Regions from separate parts of the Homo sapiens genome. Here regions 2 and 3 are each linked to region 1. The links are chromatin contacts, found by Hi-C or POLR2A ChIA-PET in ENCODE. All regions are on one chromosome and are shown on one strand. Each heading gives the region's core, a stretch centred on a gene start or an enhancer-like site at or near the end of the contact. The rest is flanking DNA. Distances are from core to core; before and after follow the strand shown.

What was found. Hi-C counts contacts between places; a loop is a spot of excess contacts on that map. ChIA-PET counts read pairs that join two places held with the same protein, here RNA polymerase II (POLR2A). Pooled maps may share reads with other maps.
Region 2: a loop to region 1 is called in a pooled map, with 2.1 times the contacts of the local background. The contact joins two enhancer-like sites. A Hi-C loop is called at or near these places in 4 of 168 maps with a recorded cell type or tissue (Caco-2, PC-9, heart right ventricle and 1 more), 1 of 37 single-sample maps with no recorded cell type and 4 of 50 pooled maps. POLR2A ChIA-PET finds 5 or more read pairs at or near these places in 2 of 52 experiments (AG04449 and PC-9).
Region 3: a map of mammary epithelial cell shows a loop between it and region 1 (4-fold over the local background). The contact joins two enhancer-like sites. A Hi-C loop is called at or near these places in 26 of 168 maps with a recorded cell type or tissue (A673, Caco-2, HepG2 and 15 more), 7 of 37 single-sample maps with no recorded cell type and 18 of 50 pooled maps. POLR2A ChIA-PET finds 5 or more read pairs at or near these places in 3 of 52 experiments (MCF 10A, PC-3 and activated CD4-positive, alpha-beta T cell).

The regions. Positions count from the first base shown.
Region 1 is chr9:121,617,675-121,622,239 of GRCh38, forward strand. It overlaps a transcript of DAB2IP not described here. Among named protein-coding and RNA genes, the nearest start is that of DAB2IP, 32 kb to the right of the region's middle. Within about 2 kb of position 2,549, at least 6 of the 41 ENCODE cell types and tissues checked have a DNase peak (open chromatin) inside an H3K27ac peak, as active enhancers do; they include heart right ventricle, where a contact is called at or near this core.
Region 2 is chr9:121,706,745-121,711,309 of GRCh38, forward strand. All of the region lies in intron 3 of DAB2IP (DAB2 interacting protein), which reads left to right. Among named protein-coding and RNA genes, the nearest start is that of DAB2IP, 57 kb to the left of the region's middle. RefSeq lists an enhancer at 1-663. Within about 2 kb of position 2,532, at least 6 of the 41 ENCODE cell types and tissues checked have a DNase peak (open chromatin) inside an H3K27ac peak, as active enhancers do.
Region 3 is chr9:121,543,757-121,548,321 of GRCh38, forward strand. All of the region lies in intron 1 of LOC107987016 (a long non-coding RNA gene), which reads right to left. Among named protein-coding and RNA genes, the nearest start is that of GGTA1, 46 kb to the left of the region's middle. RefSeq lists a silencer at 2,414-2,463. Within about 2 kb of position 2,400, at least 2 of the 41 ENCODE cell types and tissues checked have a DNase peak (open chromatin) inside an H3K27ac peak, as active enhancers do; they include heart right ventricle, where a contact is called at or near this core.

The DNA.
Region 1 (4,565 bases), core at 1,299-3,798:
TTACTTGGCATTTTCATTCCTATTTTACAGATGAGGAAATCGAGGCCCAGGGTGATTGGTTCACACCATGAGTTAACAGTGGGGCAAGGCCTCATACCCAGTCTCCTGATAGCTGGTCCAGGATTCCTGTGAGCCTGAATGGGGGGTCAGGAGCTCATCAGATGCCCAGTGGAAGAGCGGGGTGCGTACTCACGTGGGAGGGGAGCCGGTTTCTCTGGTTCCATTGTAGCTCTTAGCTGGATTTTCAACTCCATGGCTGGTTACTTGAGTCTATGTTTAATCACCTGCTAGACTGAGAAGCCCCTAAAGGACAGGGACCTTTTGTCACATTGGGATCACCTTTTGTGGCCAGCTCAGTGCTTGCATGAGGTCAGCCAGGGCGCTTTAGGTACAAGACAGAAGGCCCCCCTCAAGCTGGCCAGAGTGAAAGGGATTTTATGGGCTCACCTACCTAAAAACCCAAGGAGGCCCAAATGGATTACGATGGGATTATCTGTCTGTCTGTCTCTCTCTTCCCATTTCCCCCCAGTTCTGGGTTCAGTTTCTCCACTGAGCTGGGAATGGGGAAAGGGGAGTCCCCAAGGGAAATGAGGGTGCTGGCCCCAGAAGAAGGAGGGAGCAGACACAGGCAAAAACAACAAAAGCCTCATAAACATACAATGTGCATGTCATGAATGGTAAATTCAATGGATTTTTTTTTTTTTGAGGCAGAGTCTCACTCTGTTGTCCAGGCTGGAGTGCAGTGGCACAACCTCGGCTGACTGCAACCTCAGCCTCCCAGGTTTAAGCGGTTCTCCTGCCTCAGCCTCCTGAGTAGCTGGGACTACAGGCGCCCACCACAATGCCTAGCTAATTTTTGTATTTTTGGTAGAGAGAGGGTTTCGCCATGTTGGCCAGGCTAGTCTCGAACTCCTGACCTCAGGTGAGCCTCCCAAAGTGCTAGGATTACAGGCATGAGTCATTGTGTCCGGCCAAATTCAATGGATTTTTGTAGAAACATTTTTTTTTTCTCCCAAAAGGAATTCACGCTGTAGGCGTGACATCCAGGTGCACATCAGCTCCTATAACTAAACAGAGCAAGCCCTGTGCATTGAGAAAGATTCTGAAACCACCTCTTGGCTCAGCAGAAAAGAGCATCATAATCGGTTTAATTATTTGTGCCTTTGCCTTGGTGGTGGGGGTGGCGGGGCAGGGGCTGTGTGTACGGCATCCCTAATCTGGTCCCAATTTTGGTGTTGTAGAAGTACTTTTAAGAGTTGAAAACAATTGGATTGAACCTAAATGATGTTGCAAGATTTCCCCAAAGCTTAAAGAGCCAATTATGTGGTTGGGAGCCCTTTCTGACCGGCTGTGATTCCATCCTAAGGACTGACAGATAAATTATTATGTGGAGGCCGTGATGAAGGGTGATTGTTGGAAGGTGTGGCTCTTGGCACTCTGATGGCTCCAGGGAGAGCTTCGTGTCCTTTGTATTGTTTTGTTTTTGTTTTGAGACAAGATCTCACTCTGTTGCCCAGGCTGGAATGCAGTGGCGTGATCTCAGCTCACTGCAACCTCTGTCTCCCAGGTTCAAGCAATTCTCATGCCTCAGCCTCCTGAGTAGCTGGGACTGCAGGTACGCGCCACCACATCCCGCTAATTTTTGTAATTTTTGTGGAGATGGGGTTTTACCATGTTGCCCAGGCTGGTCTTGAACTCCTGGCCTCAAGTGATCCTCCCATCTCTGCCTCCCAAAGTGCTAGGATTACAGGCGTGAGCCACTGAGCCTGGCCTTCATATCCTTTAACTGTGACAAGAGTGAGCTGCATGGCCCCTGCCTGCGCTAACGGTGTCAACACATATTTATTCAGTGCCTACCATGTATCAGGCACAGTTTTGGGGCAGATTGAGATAAATTTATCCCGGATTATATGTCACACTTCTGAAAGAGGAGATGTTGGAAAAGGAGGTAGCTCTTAAGATTTTTTCCTAGTTGGGACTTGGTAAGAATTGCAAATGTCCTTACACTTGGGTGGAGTATGTTGTGATCCCAGTAATGATTTCCGGGAGCGCTTGTAAACCACCTCTGGTGTCTGAAATTCCACCATTAGTGATTCATTCCTTTGGGGTAAGCATTGCCGTTTCTATTAATAGCTTAGGTATTAGGTACTAATGGGATACTAAATAGGGATCTCATTCATCGCTAAGGCCTCCTTAGGTAGGAAGTTATTCTTTGTTTTTTCTCCCATGACAAGGCCCTAAGAAGAGAACCCCTATTTGGGTGGAGTTAAACTGGGATACAACATTGGGTTGGTGGTGGAAGCCAGAGTATGTGCATTATAAGACGTGGTGCCTGCCCCACCCAGAGTGCTAAACTTAGCAACAGTCAAAAATTGTCATCATCAAATCACTTTTAGTGGTCATTGTTCTCCAAGTTTGGATCCTGAAGGCAGAACAAGAACTAAAGGTCCTTCCCGGCTCTGACCCCCTGCTGCAGCCTTCCGGATCCAGCCGCTCAAATGGGCGGCTCCGACTCCTGCTGCCTGGGCCAGCTGCTGGAGGAAGTTGCTGGAGCCCTGGCCAGGCACCCCTGCCCTCCCACCCTTCCCAGCTGGAGGTGTGGCTGTTTGCTTCCACCTGTTTACTTTCTGGCTTCTAGCAGCTCCTTCCACACTGAAAATGCCAGCCACTGACCGGTCCACAAACGCCGACCATCCCCCTGCTCCACTTGCAGTGGTTAAAGGTGTGTGTGAGCTCTGGAGTCTGAATGGGTTTAGAATGAGGCTTGACCTGCTGAGTAACTGAGCTGCTCTTTGCTGACATTCCCATCTGTAAAATGGGATAACAGTGCTAACCCCAGTAGGTTCTTGGAAGTATCAGTGAGGTAGCTAATACATATCAGGTCCCTGGTTAAAGGCCTGGCTTATAAAAGGAGCTCAATATATGTAAACTTTGATATTATGTTATTGCTTGGGGCCTTGGCCAGCCACCCTGGGGGGGTCCTGCCCCTCCAGCTGCCCTCTCTTGCCTTCCCAGACACTGTGCTCTTCCGGTGGCTCAGATGTTTCTCTATTGAGACTTCTCTGTTGACACCGCTTGACCCTCTGAGGTCCTAACCCGGGTACCCTCCTCACCTACCAGCTCTCACCTGGGAGCCCCACCCATGCCCAGGGCATTAACAACCCCTGAACCTGGGCTACTCCCAACACAGACTGTAAACCTCCCCTGAGCTCAGATGGAGAGAAGTGCTTTTCACTGGCTGCTCTAAAAGCACATCAACCAATCCAACATGAAAGGCCCTTCCTTTCTCCTAACAACCACTTCCTCTCTCGCATTCACCTGCTCCCCCAGGTCCCAACTTTCCTCTTTGAGGGGAAGACCGCACTGGCCAGCCCCTGGGACAGGGAACCACACCCAGGTGTTTCCTTCCTTCCCTTCCCTTTTTCCTACCTGCAAGTCTGGTGGTTCCCCTTGGGCACCATCTCCTGCACCCCATCCCTGCCCTCACTGCCCATTAGGGGACAGCCCAGCCACAGCCCCTTCTGGTGCAGCTTCCTGTTTTCTCCATGCTGCCTCCAGGGGGAGTCCCTGGACCTTGGTCTGAGGGGTCCCTCCCTTGCTCAAGGTATAATCAAGTCCCTGCTTGAGGGACTCCCTATTTTCCCTGAGATATAATCCAGACTTCTCAGCTCGGTTTTCAGGGCCCTTCTTCCAAATTCCAGTAGGATCCTCCTTGCCAACAGTTCCTTCCTATGTGCTCAGGAGCTCAGCTGACTGAACAACCCACTCCATGGCCTCTACCTGTTAGACTGCCTTGCCTGTGTTTCTCAAAGTTCCCCTGCCTGGTGTGCCTTCCCCTCAGCCCGGTGCCTGCCTGTGGATCTGATCACATTCACAAAGCCTGCAAGGGATGTAAGTCCTCGTGCAGTCCAGTCCCCTGTCTCCCATCAGAATATCATGGCTGTTTGTATTTCTTTTTTTCCTTTTTTTTTTTTTTTTTTGAGACCAGTCTCATTCCGTTACCCAGGCTGGAGTGCAATGACACAATCTTGGCTCACTGCAACCTCCACCTCCCAGGTTCAAGCATTTTTCAAGCAATTCTCCTGCCTCCGCCTCCCAAGTAGGTGGGATTATAAGAGCATGCCACCACACCTGGCTAATTTTTTTTTTTTCGTATTTTTAGTAGACATGGGGTTTCACCATATTGGCCAGGCTGGTCTCGAACTCCTGACCTCAAGTGATCTGCCTGCCTTGGCCTCCCAAAGTGTTGGGATTACAGATGTGAGCCACCATGCCTGACCCTGTTTGTGTTTCTTTTTCTTTTTTCTTTCTTTTTTTTTTTTTTTTTTTTTTGAGATGGAGTCTCGCTCTGTCGCCCAGGCTGGAGTGCAGTGGCGCGATCTCAGCTCACTGCAACCTCTGCCTCCTGGGCTCAAGCGATTCTCCTGCCTCAGCCTCCTGAGTAGCTGGGACTACAGGCGTGTGCCACCACGCTCGGCTAATTTTTTGTATTTTTAGCAGAGATGGAGTTTCACCGTGTTGGCCACGATGGTCTCGATTTCCTGACCTTGTGATCTGCCTGCCTC
Region 2 (4,565 bases), core at 1,282-3,781, 89 kb after region 1:
GTCGTCTCTGTCCTCTGTGAGCATGTGGCTGTCCTCCCTTGTGTATACAGGCCATGCCACCTACCACCTGGGCATGCACACATGCACGTCCTTGTGGAAGCCACCAGCGTGCAGCAGATATCCCCTCTGGGCCACAGGGGCGATGGGGTGAAAACCTACGGGAGGGAGAGGGAAACAGGGTCCATCCCCACCCACAAAGGTTCCTGGCACCCTGCCTGAGAATTGGGGGAGGGGTAAGAAGTGATCCCAAGGCTGGAGGTCAGGCCCCATCTTGAGGGTTGCCCAAGGAGTAAGACCTCCCTTCCTCCCCTCCCTGTGTTGGCTTAGGAGGCCTGCGTTCTGCAGACCCCTAGGGTTATCCCCTTGTAGACCTCAGCTGATGACAGTGCCTTGGCGGTGGGCTGCTTGGAGGCACTAACAGAGCACTTTGCGCCCTGTGCCAGAGGCATTTAGAGTTGGCCTGTGAATAACTGAGTGTGCTTAAATTTTTTAAGAGGGATGGACTGACTGGTGGGCAGCCTGAGACTGTACTTTTTAGAGGTTGCGCAAAAGGCAGCCTGAGAAGGTTTTTGCCACCTCCACCCTTCTGCCGCCCCCCTCAGTTTTCCCATCTCTCAGGTGGGGCTAGTGGTACATTACTGCATCAGATGCTCTGCCGAGTGAGTTACTCCTTAGCACAATGAGATCCCACCTCCACTTTTCAGTGGGCAGCCCCCACGGGGGACCAGAGCAGCCCTTCTCCCTACTGTCCCAGTTAACCATCACCTCCTGCCTGTCGCCCTAACTTTTCTGGAACAAGCAGGGCCCTTGTTTTCAGGCTGGGCCTGATTGTAAAAGAGTGCACTGGGGAGAGATAGAGATGGCACCAGGGTAGCATGGGCCCTAATTTGATGCGACGTTGTCATGGGAAGTTTTCATACCAAGGGCAGTGAATTAGTGTAGTGTCTCCCTGTGCCCAATGACTAAGGGGAAGTTAATTTCATGCTCTGCCTTTTTGACATTCATAATCAGAACGTTGTATTGCAGCTGCAGATTGTTAGCAGGTGAAGGATGTGTGAGCCTCAACAATTACTGTTTCTGGCTTGGGAGGAGATTGATTAATAGATTGTTCCCAGCCCCACCCCCTCTGCTTCTTACTCCCGTTTGTGCTTTCTTTCCCTCTTTCCAACTTCACCACATTTCGTCAGGAAACTAAGTGGCTATGACTAAATCCCTACTCTTGTACTAGAAACCCAGGGCAGAGGAGGACCTGTATGAGGAGGAATTGCCTAGGACACCTGATAAAATGCAGATTCTTGGACTCCACCCCAGACCTTCTGAATTATACCCTCTGGGTGGGGTGGTCTTGCTTCCCCAAAGTTTGCTCCTTTTGCAGAGGGGCAGGCATTGTGCCCCAGCTGTGTGCTAGTGACTTGCCTAAGCACTTCCTGTGCTGTATTCTTACTGATTTCTCATAGCAAGAGGGCTTTTTGTTTCCCATTTCACAGGTGTAGAAACTGAAACCCGATGTGTGAGTGGCCCAAAGTCACACACTGGAGGAAACCCAGTAACCAGGCAAGTCCATTCCCTGGTTGATGTCAAGATCCCACCAGTAGCATGTCATGTCCTTTCTCATTAAGGCTGTGATGCCTTTTGAAATAAACCCTCTCCCTCCTCAGAGAAGTAGCAGTAGCCCCCTTCTGTGCTTGCACTAGGCTCCCATTGTGAAAAGCTCCTGCACACCAGTGCCCTGGGTCTCCTGAGGGTGCTTGGAACAGTCAGGGCATTCATGACTGATCTGCATTTTGCAGCTGTGGTGGGTGACGCTCAGAGAGGTGAAGGGGCAGAGGCAAGGGGAGCTGGAACTTGTCTCCTAACTCCAGGTCCAGTGCTCAGCCCACCTGTGCCACCAAGGCCTGCTCTTCTCACTGACTTCCTGGTTGCAGGTGGGGAAACTGAGGTTCAGGGAAGTGTACCCATTTACTTAGGATTGAGCGAGCAGCAGTAATGCAATTCAAGGTCCGCCAAGTCAAATTCCACAGGACAGGACTAGTCAGCATTTTAGGAGTGGATCTTGTACCCTTGGCTCCCGCCTGAGAATGGAAGTCTTCCAGACCCCTTGGAAGGTCTCGGCTCAGGGAAGAGAATGACTGTCTTTGGAGAGACTAGGCCAGGTGGGGTGGGCTGCACTCCCAACTAAGGAGGCCAGGCACCTGCTAGGGTAGTGGGAGGTGATGGGGGATCTGCGCCTGTGAGGTGGGCAGCTGGAATCTGAACCTAGGGCTGCCTTACTCTAAAACCCCGTCCCCCACACCGCCAGTTGCCATGGAGGTTAATAGCAGGCGTTCCTGAGTCAGTCTCCCAGAGCTGGTCCAAGGCCCAGCTCCACCAACTGCTTCCCTCTGAGCTTGAGATTCTCTATTTCAGTAAAGCAAAAACAAAAACAGAAACTAGTGTCTCGGGGCCCAGGATTCCTGGCACAGGGCTGGCCCAGTCTTTCCTGGGCTTTGGTTTACTGCATTCAGGTCATGAAGCCCCTGGAGCTGCTGGAGAATGGAGCCATCGTAGCGGGGCGGGGGACGGAGATGCCTTTCATCCTGCTCTGTTCATGGCAAGCTGCTTCTGATGCTGTGATAGCCCCACCCACTGCCCCACCCACTGCCCGTGAGTGGCCACTCAGGATGGGCCAGGCTCTGTGCCTGGTGCTTTCTCGTGCATTTGCTCAGCTCATTCTTACTATAGCCCTTTGAAGGATACGTGCTATTACTGTCCCCATTTTACAGAGAAGAAAATTGAGTCACAGAGAGACTGAGCAGCTTGTTGAAGTCCTACAGCTCATAAGTGGCAGAGCTGGGTTTCAAACCCAGGCGGTTGGCTTTATTATGTAAGGCCCCCTGTCAAGCACCGTTCTACATAGCCTGTGCTCATGTGCTCTGTTTCACATTACATGTTCTGTCAGTGATCACACTGATAAACCACCTGGTCACTTAAGAAGCACCCGTGTGGCAGGCATTATGCATGGTATGTGCATCATCTCTGATTTTCTTGACTACCCTCATTTTATCCTTCCCCCATTTTACAGGTGAGGAAACTGGCCTTAGAGTATAAAATCACATAGCCAGGATTAGCCTCAGGTTACCTTTAGAATCTAGATCTCTTTGTATCCACAGCCAGGGCCCTCTCTAGTATATTAGCTGACATGGCTGGGCACATCCTATGCGCCAGGCCCTGCTCTCTACACTTCACTGAGCTGAACTCACTTCACCCTCACAGCAGCCCGTGAGATATATACTGTTGCAGTCCCTGGTTCACAGCCAAGGAAGCGTGAGTTGCATGGCCAGAAATGGCAGAGCTGGGATTAAACCCAAGCCGTCTGGCTCCCACATCAGTGTTTTTAACCACCCCACAGTACTGCCCTCTCCCTATCTTACAGGTGAGGAATTTGAGGTTCCAAGAGGTAAAAGTCACTTGCCCTGAGTCGGACAGCAGGTGAGTGGCATAGACAGGATTTGCATCCAGGTCTTTCTAGAATGTTTTTCTGTCTCCCAGGTGAGAGAATGTGGCTGCTGCCAGGCGGTTTGGAAGTATGTCCCAAGGGCACCCGGGGCTCTGCTGGGGGCTGCTGTGGGTGCCCAAGTCCTGAGGTGGTAGGGGTGGCAGTGGAGGCAGGCCTTAAGAAAGAGTCATCAGGATGTGAGGGCAGGCTCGGCTCAGTGACTGCCCCTCCTATTTGCAACTTATCACTTATTCTCAAGCGTCTTTTTCTGTGGCTCCCCCAGGGTTCTGGGCTCCCACACCTCTTTTCACCTGGGCAGAGCTGATGAGCTGTGGCTGCGTTTGGATCTGTTGACTTATAATGCTGGGTGAGGTGGGGCAGGTACAAGAAGGGGTCGTGGCTAGGCTAAGTGGCCTTCCATAGCACTTCCCTTCCTCCAAGGTCAGAAGAACATAGAGGTGACTTCCATCACTACCCAGGAGGGTGAAGGCAAACAGGGTGATGATGATGGTGGCCAGGGACTCCCCCACCAGCCTCTGCTCAGGATCTGTGGGAAGATGGGTGAAGCTGGCGCTGAAATCCCCAGCCACCCCAGGCAGTACTACAGCAGACTCACCAAGGGAGTTGCCTATTGTGCTGCAGGCCACACTGCCCTGGTGTCACCACCTTCTGTGGACTGGATGTGACGTAGGGAAGTGGTAGTGCCAGGGCCAGATGTTCTGCCCGGAGCCCATCCAGCCTGCCTGAGGTGGTCTTGCTCAGTTGCCCTAGGATCATAAAGTCCACGAATTTGATGGTTGTTTATGAGGATAGTGAAAACCTATTCCAGAGAGTTTCAGAATTAAGGAAAAATGGAGCTGGCAGAGAACTTAGTCTTAGAGTCTGTACAAGCCAGGGGTGCACTTGAAAGGCCTTGTTGTCTTTCGTACCTCTGCTGCTTATTGTTCAGAGCACCCATAGGAGTGTTTTCCCGAACTGGGTTCCATGGAACACATTCTTAAAGATGTTAATGGGCGTTTGCGATGAGAGAATTCCATAGTCCAAACAGGACTGGGGAGCAGTCTGTCCAGAGTTTCTCAAACTCAGTGTC
Region 3 (4,565 bases), core at 1,150-3,649, 74 kb before region 1:
CCTGGGTTCAAGAAATTCTCCTGCCTCAGCCTCCTGAGTAGCCGAGACTACAGGTGCCCGCCACCACACCCGGCTAATTTTTTATATTTTTGGTAGAGACAGGGTTTCACCATGTTGGCCAGGCTGGTCTCGAACTCCTGACCTCAAGTGATCACCCTGCCTTGGCCTCCCAAAGTGCTGGGATTACAGGCATAAGCCACTGTGCCCGGCCAGTCTCTCATCTTTAATATATATATACACAAACACACACACACACACACACACACACACACACACACACACACACACAGACATATAAATTCGTCAGGGTTCTCCAGAAAGACAGAACTAGTAGGATACGTGTGTGTGTGTGTGTGTGTGTGTGTGTGTGTGTGTGTGTATACATATATATATATATATATATGAGTTTATTAGAAAGATAAACTTTCAGTTTAAAAATCAGGAAAGTCCTGGGCAAGGCGGAGTGCTTGGTCACCTGGCCTGCTGCTCAACTCTCTTGGTTTCCCAGTTCCACAACTCAGCAGGATATTGGTTTGGTTCAGCTCATTTTTCCTAGCCAAGCCACTCAGGTCACTAACAGACCTGCAAGGGTGTCCTTGGGGCAGGGGCTGACCCCTGGTAGGGGGCCTAGGGTCACGTGGTGGGGCATCCCTTTGAAAGGCCTGTGGGTGAAGCAGAAGCAGAATGGCTTCAGGGTAAGACCCCACCTGGGAAGGTTGGTGGCCACTGACCTCAAAGCTAGCACTTTGGAAAGCAGCCCAGTGGTGAGAGCAGGGGGACATCAGGCTTTCAATCTGCCCAGCTCAAGCCTGTGTTCCTCAGCCAGGTGCACCTGCCTGTGATCCCATTTACTTTGGAGGCTGAGGCAGGAGGATCACTTGAGGCCAGTTAGAGACCAGCCTGGGCAACATGGGGACACCCTGTCTCTACAAAAATTTTTGTAAAAATTATCTGAGAATGGTGGTGCATACCTGTAGTCCCTACTACTGGGGAGGCTGAGGTGGGAGGATGATATGATCCCAGGAGTTTGAGGCTGCAGTGAGCTGCTACACTCCAGTGTGGGGGACAGAGCAAGAGCCTGTTAAAAAAAAAAAAAAAAGGCCAGGTGTGGTGGCTCACGCCTATAATCCCAGCACTGGGAAGCTGAGGCCAGCGGATCACTTGAGGCCAGGAGTTTGAGACCAGCCTGGCCAACATGACAAAACCTTGTCTCTACTAAAAATACAAAAATTAGCCGAGCATGTTGGCAGGTGCCTGTAATCCCAGCTACTTGGGAGGCTGAGGCAGGAAAATTGCTTGAACTGAGGCGGAGGTTGCAGTGAATCGAAATGGCACACTGCACTCCAGCCTGAGCAACAGAGCAAGACTCCGTCTCAAAAAAAAAAAAAAAAAAACATGCTCCAATTCGTTTACCGGTCCCTTCCCCCACCCTCCTTTGCCCTGATATCACAACTTTGCCCAGAAAGGACTCAGAGACCCCGCCCCTGTACTTGGGCGTGACAGTGCCCTGGTGTGAGGGGGCATCTTCCGCTGACCACCCGACTGACCCCATCCTCTGGTCCCTACTGTACGCTGTGAGTTACAACAGTGACCATGACCATAGGGCCTACTATGTGCAGGGTGCTCAACAGCCCTCACATAAGTGTCACAACAGTCCTGGAAGGTCCCTCACAAGCGAGGAAACTGAGGCAGGAGCCACGAGATCACTGGCCTGTCTGTGGCTGAGCCAGACTTGAACCTGGTCTGTCTGACTCCAGAGCACGTGCTTTTTCCGACACTTCCTGCCCCCCAGAGTCATCCCATTCCGGAATCCAGGCTCTGGGATCCCAGGGCCTCAGGGACTGGGCACCGTCCCCCCAACCACCGCCGAGGAGTGGGCGTTTCTACAGCCTTCTCCGTGGGCCTGCGACCCCCAGTGCGAGGGGAGGGCCGCTGGGGGCTCTGGAAACCCCCTCTTCCATGGGTGGGAGGCGAGGGGCTGAGGCGCAGCGCTGGGCTGGGCCCAGGCCGGCTTCGCCCACACCTGGGATGGAGGCGGAGGCGCTCCGGGTGTTCTGCAGGCGGGAGGCTTTCCACCCCGCTGGCCCCTCACGTCGGCGCATCCTCATGGGATCCTCACGAGGAGCGAGTGAGGTGGGCTCCATTCTTATTCTTTCCCCTGGCAGGAGGCGAGCAGAGGCTCCGGACTCCACAGGTGGCGCGTGGTGAGTAGCCAAGATGAGCTCAGGCAGCCTCTCCAAAGCAGGGGCGCTAACCTGGCCACCTCTCACACCCTGGCTCCCTGCTGGCCCTCTCCACCCCCGCCCGGTCCCTAAGGCCACATCTCTTCCCCGTCCTCGGCCAGCTCAGCCCAGGCCGTCCCTCCCTATGCCCGCCAGGGGGAGTGCGAGCTCCTTGCAAAGACCTCAGGAGGCCGCTGGGAAGGTCTGGACAGGCCAGGCGGGGCGGGAAGCAGGAGGACCCGCGGGGCGGGGACCGGAGCCGCTGGGAGGCCGCCCAGTTTGACGTCCTGCTCCTGCCCAGGCCTCGCCAGGCCCCGGCCCTCCGCAGGCCTCAGTTCCCTTGTCTATAAAATGGGAGGTGGAGCCCTTGGGAGCAGAGCTGCTCACCTTTTAAGAGCATGTGAGTCACCTGGGAATCTTTTTAAAGGCAGATTCTGATGCAGTGGATCTGGGGTGGGGCCTGGGAAGCCGCATTTCTAATGAGCTCCCAGGTAAGGTCCATGCTGCTGGATCCTGGATTCATCTCTCTTTTTTTTGTTGTTGTTTTGTTTTTTGAGACGGAGTTTCACTCTGTCGCCCAGGCTGCAGTGCAGTGGCGCGATCTCGGCTCACTGCAACCTCTGCCTCCTGGGTTCAAGTGATTCTCCTCCTTCAGCCTCCCGAGTAGCTGGGATTACAGGCGCCTGCCACCATGACTGGCTAATTTTTGTATTTTTAGTAGAGACGGGGTTTCAGTATGTTGGCCAGGCTGGTCTCGAATTCCTGACATCAGGTGATCCACCCGCCTCGGCCTCCCAAAGTGCTATTACAAGCTTGAGCCACCGCACCTGGCCTCTGGATTCATCTCTAAAGGACCCGCCAGCTCCGATGACAATTTGTTTTTTTGGGTTGAACGAGGAAGACCTGCCTGTGTCCCAAACCCTTCTGAAGAAGTGGCTGTTCATGTGGTCATTAACTTATTCCCTCATTCATTCATTCAACAAGCATCCTCTGAGCCTCTCTCTGTGACAGGTCCCTGCCTGGTGCCAGGGATATAGAAATAGACAAGATCCTGTCCTGCCCTTGAGGAACTCATGGACACAAGAACCAGAGATTAGCACCCAATGTGATCAGTGCTGGGGGAGAAAGAAGCCCAGGGCAGAGGTGCGAGAATACCAGAGGAGCCCCTCACTAGACATGTGAGGAGGTCAGGGAAGGCTTTTGGGGGAGAAGACCCCTCCCCCTCCCCCTCCTTTGTTTTTTATTTTTGAGAAAAGATCTTGCTCTGTCACCCAGCAATCACTGCTCGCTGTATCCTCAACCTCCCAGGCTCAAGCTCAGCCTCCTGAGTAGCAGAGATTACAGGTGAGTGCCACCACCCGGCTAATTTAAATTTTTTTTTTTTTTTTGTAAAGACAGAGTCTCACAATGTTGCCCAGGCTGGTCTCAAACTCCTGAGCTCAAGGGATCCTCCTGCCTTGGCCTCCTAAAGTGTTGGGATTACAGGTGTGGGCTCCACCTCCTCTTGATGAATGGGCAGAAGAGCACCAGGCAAAGGGGAGGGGAGGGAAAGGGTTTTCCAGCAGAGGAACGGGCATATACGAGGCCCTGAGCAGAGAAAGCCAGGCCATGGGGGTAAAGTGGTTATGCAGTGAGAGGGGCTGCACACAGACACACAAGAACACATAAACCCCTCACATAAAGCAAACACGCAAACACACCAGCACATACATACACCCCCTCAGAGGTGCAGATGTGGGTAGGAAGCTGCACCCTGAAAGAGAAGAGAGTTCTTATTCGGGAACTTCAGTGAGCTCCGACTGGAGTGGGTTGTTGTAGGACGGTTTCCTTAGCAATCCCCTGCTTTCCTCCCCAAATACTCTCCAAGGACCGCTTCCAGGGCTCTTTCAGCTCCACCGCTGAGGCTCCCCTGGCTGCCAAACTCCAGAGTCTACCCCTGCCCCATCTCCCTTCTCCACTCCCATCCTCAACTCCGGGCCCCCAGCTCTGAAGAACTGACCCCAGGGAGTGTCCTGTCACATACGGGCCCACTCTCATCCCCACCCCTCTCTGCCCCTGTCGCTACCTGCTTTTCCCTACCCCTGGCCCCATGCTGTCCCTCCAGCAACTTTGAGAGGCAGATCTGATTTGCGCCTTTGTTTTTGTTTTTGTTTTTGTTTGAGATAGGGTCTTGCTCTGTCACCCAAGCTGGAGTGCAGTGGCGTGATCTAGGCTCACTGCAACCTCCGCCTCCCAGATTCAAGCAATTCTGCCTCAGCCTCCCAAGTAGCTGGGACTACAGGCTTGTGCCACCACGCCCGGCTAATTTTTGTATTTTTAGTAGAGACAGGGTTTCGCCATGTT